Linked DNA regions of Homo sapiens: region 1 is linked to region 2. A link is an interaction called in ENCODE POLR2A ChIA-PET data of the cell type or tissue named here. Cell type or tissue: K562. All regions are shown on one strand. Links, peaks and the distances in the headings refer to the core of each region. The heading gives the core; the rest is flanking DNA. Region 1 has its middle 7.8 kb from the start of CROCC. Region 2 overlaps NBPF1 (NBPF member 1).

Region 1 (2,912 bases), core at 139-2,638, 320 kb before region 2:
CTGCAGCGTTGACCTCCTGGGCTTAAGGGATCCTCCCACCTCAGCCTCCTGAGTAGCTGGGACCACAGGTGCGTGCCACCACGTCTGGCTAATTTTTTACTTGTTGTAGAGATGAGATGTTGCCCAGGCTAGTCTCCAACTCCTGGGCTCAAGCGGTCCTCCCACCTCAGCCTCCCAAAGTGCCAGGTTGGCTTAGCTCACTGTCACTTCCACAGTGCATGGGCTAAGGCCAAAGCTCCATGAAGAGCTGCTGAATGAATTAATGAATGCTAAGAGCCAAGTAATAACATAGGATGTTAAATGGAAAAAGAAATGATTCCCCTTGGCTCTGGCTGGGGTCATGTTGGGCCACAGATGGTGTCAGCCACAGACGGGGATCACGGAAGGACACCAGCGAACACATATCCAGCCAGCATCTGCCGCATCCCAGAAGATCAGGGTGAAAACCAGGCAGTGACCCCCACAGGGGCCACTTGGGTGGAAAGGGCTGAAAGACTTGGGGAGGGGAGGGTTAAGTCAGGGAAATGTGCGCGGGTGGGGAGCCTCCGAGATCCAGGGGTTGACTCCTGGAGTCTTGCCTGAACCTCGCTGTCGTCTGCTCCCGCCACAAGATCTGTTTATTAAGCACCTGCTGTGAGCCCAGCGAAAGAAAACAGAAATCTCTGTTTTCTGGCGTAAACAGACAGATGGCACCCTGAAGTCCTCCTCCCCAGGGTCCCCATTCCCCAGTCAATCGTCTTCCCAAGGGAGCTGTGACCTGGTCACCAGAGGGGCAGACATCCGCCCCAGCATGGTCGTCAGGCTTAAGTCTGTGTGAAAATCAGGAGGGAGCTCGTTCAAAATGCCCACTCCAGAGACGCTGCCGGGCACAGAGGCCTGAGGCCGCATGGTGAGAGGCGCAAGGGGTGCAGGGCCCCATCCCCGCACAGCATCCGGCGGCCCTGCCTCCGTGGCCAGCCCAACTATGCGCTCTGGGCCTCAGTTTCCCCATCCGCACAATGGAGATGCTTCCGACTCGGCAGGGCTGCAATGAAGACGAAACCGGATCCCACACGAGGAGGGCAGTGCAGGGCGGGGCCCGCACGCAGGAGCTGCAGAGGGCATCTGCGGGGGGCAGAGGCCGTCGCGAGGGCCTCCCACGGCCGCCCGCGGAGCGAGGGGACCCCGGCCGGCGGAGGGACGGCTGCGCCCTGCAGGCCCCAGTCTCCTGTCGTGCCCCCGGCCCGCGACAATCCGGGCAGGATGGGCGGCAGGACGCGGCGGGGCATCCGCGGAGCCTGTTGGGAACGCTCTCCTGGCCTCCGGTGCCGGGCCGCGGCAGTCGCGGAACACACAGCGCCCCCAGCCCCGGTACGTGGCTCCAGCCCGCCCCCAGGCGCGCGGCCTCCTCCGCCGGGAGCGCGTCCGTCCCGCCCCCGCGCACGCGCGCGCCCCCGGCCACCTACCTTCGCGCGCCTTCGCCGCAGCCGCTGCTGCCGAGGCCGAGCGGGCCGGACCGGGCGGGGCGTCCCCGCCACGGGGCGGGGAAAACTGGGGGCGGAGCCTGCGCTGCGCGGTAGTGGGGCGGAGGCTGGGGCGGGGCCGGGCGCCGGGAGCAGCGCTTCTGCAGCGCTTACAGGGGCCGCCCTGGGCGGACACGCTCCGTGCGCCCTCCCTCTTGCCGCCTGGCACCGCCCGGCAAGCCAGGCGCCTCCTACACGCACGAACGAGGATACCAGGCGAACGAAGCACGACCCCCAAGTCCTCGCAGTTGCAAGGCCGCAGCGCAGGATCGAAACCCCGACCCGGCTGCAGAGTCCCCCTGCGGTCTGGCCGGGCCTTAAAGGCCTGAAACTCCTGAGCACTGACCCATCGCCCAGCCAGACAGAGGGACGTTTCATGCCAGCCCCGTCACAGCCCCCAGCGACGATCCCGAGGCTTCGGTGATTTGACCTGTCGGAGAGAATGCTTTTTTTTTTCCTGACTGACGTGCAGCCCTGGGGAAGGCACTCTGGCCTCAGTTTGTTCGCGAGACTCAACCCGGTGGCGCGCCTGTCTCGTGTCCTTTCCACTGTGACAGTATGTTCGTTCCACCCTCTCACTGGACTTGGACCTCCTTCTGTTATTGAAGGCATTGGATGAAATCATGCTTTTTTTTTTTTTTGAGGGAGTCTTGCTCTATTGCCCAGGCTGGAGTGCAGTGGCATGATCTTGGCTAAACGCAACCTCTGCCCCAGCCTCCTGAGTAGCTTGGACTACAGGCGCCCGCCGCCACGCTCGGCTAATTTTTGTATTTTCAGTAGAGACGGGGTTTCACCATATTGGCCAGGCTGGTCTCAAACTGCTGACCTCGCGATCCACCCGCCTCAGCTTCCCAAAGTACTGGGAGTACAGGCGTGAGCCACTGCACCCGGGCGAGATCATTCATTTTCAAAGGGAGAGGCAGCTCTGAATCTCCAGGGCTAAGAGAGGGATGTGTTTGGTTTGAAAAAGCATGTTTAAGTTAATGATTTTGTGCTTTTTCCAAACACAGTACCCAGAGAGAACGGCCAGCAGGCCCTCGGCTGATGGTTGCTTCTGTGTTTCCTGCGTGGTAGGAGGGAAGCAGTGGAAGTTCCATCTTCGTCAAAGAGGAACCTGTCTGTGACATCTGAAACACTGCACTAAAGGCTGCCAGTGTGCCCTTCGGGCTCTGAAACCCGGCCCGGTGCAAGCAAGACTGTGGCCTGGACCAGGGCTGAGAGCTGTTTGTCAGGAGAGATTCGGGCCATTCCCTGGGATTTGGGGTGGAAGGGTGATGTTACCAAGATTGGAAGGAAGGTCACAGTTTCCCTGAGGTGTCCCTGGCCCAACTGCAGGAGGGCTGACTGACATCTGCCAGTATGCACAGCCAGTCCCTGGATGCCCAGCATGGCCCAGGTCTGTGTGACCCT
Region 2 (2,912 bases), core at 271-2,770:
CCTCTGGTATTCCTTTCCAGCAACACAAAGGGGCTAAGGCAGTGACAACATTCAGAATATATTCTTCATTTGGGGGATGAGTATTGACTGGCAAGGACCACATCAGAACTTTGTGGCATGGGGGAAAATGTTCTCTGTCTTTAACTGGGTGTTACTTTACAATTATAATTATATTAAAATTTATTAAGCTGTGCCTTTAGGTTTTTTTGCAGTATACTCTACGCAAATTTTACCTCAGTGAAAAACTGTTAGCATACAACAGACAGATAACAAACACTCAAAAAGGTGAAAATTGACAGAAAATAGGTAACAAATATTTAGCATATAAATAAGAGGGATCCGTTGAGAAGAAACCAAAAGCAACGGAATAGAACAAAGACAAAAAAGTATAATAAAAAGAGTTTTAAATTTCAAAGTTTGAAATGATATTAAAGTGGCACACTGTTTCCTTGGGAAAATCAAGTGAGAACCACAAGTCTGAGACTAATTCCAGCAAAAGTATGTAAATCAGTTTGATCTAATGGTACAAGGTTAGCTTTGAAGGCCAAAAGGAACGGATATCTAATTCTTACTCCTCTCCTCACTAGTTTTGTGACCTAGGGAAATTTTGCAATCTTTCTGAGTTTGTTTTCTCATCAGGAACAGGATAATACCTAAGTAACAGGATAGTTGACAGATTTAAATATGATCGCATGGCGGTGGACATGAGCCGTAATTAGTTGTTAAGAATATATTGACACTGAACTCTCCTTTATCCATGTTAAAATTGTAGATAAACAACAATTGACAAAGAATAGACAAAATGTTCTAACATAAATATTCTTCCCTTGTTTCTAGAAAGAAGTCACACATACGGTAAAAATAATTAGAGAGGACCTAGTTCATATTGAACAATCTTCCCCAAAGCCTGAAACAGGTCTTCTTTCTAACACCAGAGATATCTTGAGTGAGTCCAACCCCTGCAGTCCCCTCTGTCTGGAATAGATGGAGGAAGTTTGCTCCAGCCTTAGAAGAGCATGGGCTGGCAAGCGTTCTCAGAGAGGTCTCGACTTCAACTCTAAAGGGCCTGAGGAATATGTGCAACTGGGTCGGGTTAAGGCCAAGCTGAATCACATGACCAGGGCTCTCACCAGCGCCAAAGTCAGTGGAAGGATATCAGTCCCCAGAGCTCTGTCACAGGCCATGGATGCTCCATGGAGGGGTGGTGAGCATATGAATAACAATCAAGAGAAACATCGGTAATGGACAGGAGGCATCAATAAACAATGTCCACCCTCCTCTAAAACCCAGGAAAGTTCTCATTCAAAAGACGATGTCTTGAAGGAAACCTAGGTACAAATCTTTGTGATTTTGGATTAGACATTTTTTAAGTAGGCACAAACAACCGAAAAATAGATAAATGGACTTCATTAAAATAAAAAACTTGTATGCTTCAAAGGACACTGTCAAGGAAGTGAAAAGATAATCCACATAATGGGAGAACTATTTCCAAATTGTATGTTTGACACAGGTCTAGTACCTAGAGTGTATAAGGAATTCATATAACTGAGCAATAAACGACAACCACATTTAACAATGGGGAAAAAAAGCTGTGAGTAGAGGTTTCTCTAAAGGAAACACACAAATGGCCAAGAAGCACATGCAAAGATGTTCAATGTTTTTCGTCATTAGGAAAATGTAAATTTAAACCAAAATGAGATACCACTTCACACCCAGCAGTATGACTTAAGAAAAAAATAAAGACAACACATGTTTCAAAAGTGATGGAGAATATGGAATTCTCATATATTACTATTGGGAATCTAAAATGATATAGCTACTGAAGTTAGTAAACAGTGTGTGAGTTCCTCAAAAAGTGAAACATAAAGTGACATATGATGCAGCAATTGCACTCCTAGGTTTATAACCAAGAAAATGAAAAACAGATGTTCACTCAAAAACCTGTACAAAGCTGTTCACAGCAGCATTATTCCTAATAGTTAAAAAGTGGAAACATCTTAAACCACCATGAGTTGATGAATAAACAAAATGTGGTATAACCATATAGTGGAATATTATCTGGCCATAAAAAGTTGAAGTACTGACGCAGGCTAGAAAGGATGAAACTTGAGAACAATATTCTAAGAAGCAGATAGAAAATACCACACTTTGTTATTCCATATAGAGGAAGTGCCCAGAACAAGTACATCAATATATAGAGAAGGTAGATTAGTGGTTGTCAGAGAGCGCAAGAAGGGGGGAATTGGAGAGTGTCTGCCCATAGGTACAGGCATGCTTTTTGGCATTATGAAAATATTCTGGAATTAGGTAGTGGCGATGGTTGCGAAAGTTTTGGAATATGGTAAAAGACACTGAAATGTATGCTTAAAAATGGTGAATTTTGTGATGTATAAATTCTACTGTAGAAATAATAATAACAACAAAAGTAATAAAGCAAGGTGTCTTTCCACATCTCCATGTCCAGTATTTTCATTAAAAAAAAGAAAGAAATAAAAGCATTTCAGGGCCAGGTTCAGTGGCTAACTTCTGTAATCCCAGCACTTTTGGAGGCCTAGGTGGGAGGATCGCTTGAGGCCAGAAGTTCAAAACCAGCCTGAGCAACATAGCAAGACCTTGTCTCTATGAAAAATATAAAATTAGCCAGAAATGGTGATGTGTGCCTATAGTTCCAACTACTTGGAAAGCTGAGGCAGGAGGATCGCTTGAGCCCAGAAGTTCAAGATTGCCGTGATCTATAATCACCAGTGCACTCCACCCTGGGTGACAGAATAAGACCCTGTCTCAAAAAAAAAAAAAAAAAAGCATCTCACTTTAATAGTAAGTGGCCAAAATATGATGCTGGCTGCATGTTGTGAGGAAATGTGTTAGATGAAAGAAGTCAAATTGCAGAAGATTTCCTTTTCTCAGAAATG

The links. Peaks named below come from ENCODE experiments on the same cell type or tissue, not always from the same donor. Only the 100,000 strongest peaks of a DNase experiment are listed, where the experiment ranks them.
Region 1: POLR2A ChIA-PET joins it to region 2 with 6 read pairs; 7 of 35 experiments call an interaction of 5 or more read pairs at or near these places.

What each region holds. Positions count from the first base shown.
Region 1 is chr1:16,912,671-16,915,582 of GRCh38, reverse strand. It overlaps a transcript of CROCC not described here. Among named protein-coding and RNA genes, the nearest start is that of CROCC, 7.8 kb to the left of the region's middle. RefSeq lists a silencer at 1,020-1,759. In K562, for the core only: no CTCF peak of the experiment used is centred there; a DNase peak (open chromatin) is centred at 1,442; H3K4me3 peaks cover 1,260 bases.
Region 2 is chr1:16,595,606-16,598,517 of GRCh38, reverse strand. All of the region lies in intron 2 of NBPF1 (NBPF member 1), which reads left to right. Among named protein-coding and RNA genes, the nearest start is that of NBPF1, 17 kb to the left of the region's middle. In K562, for the core only: no CTCF peak of the experiment used is centred there; no DNase peak of the experiment used is centred there.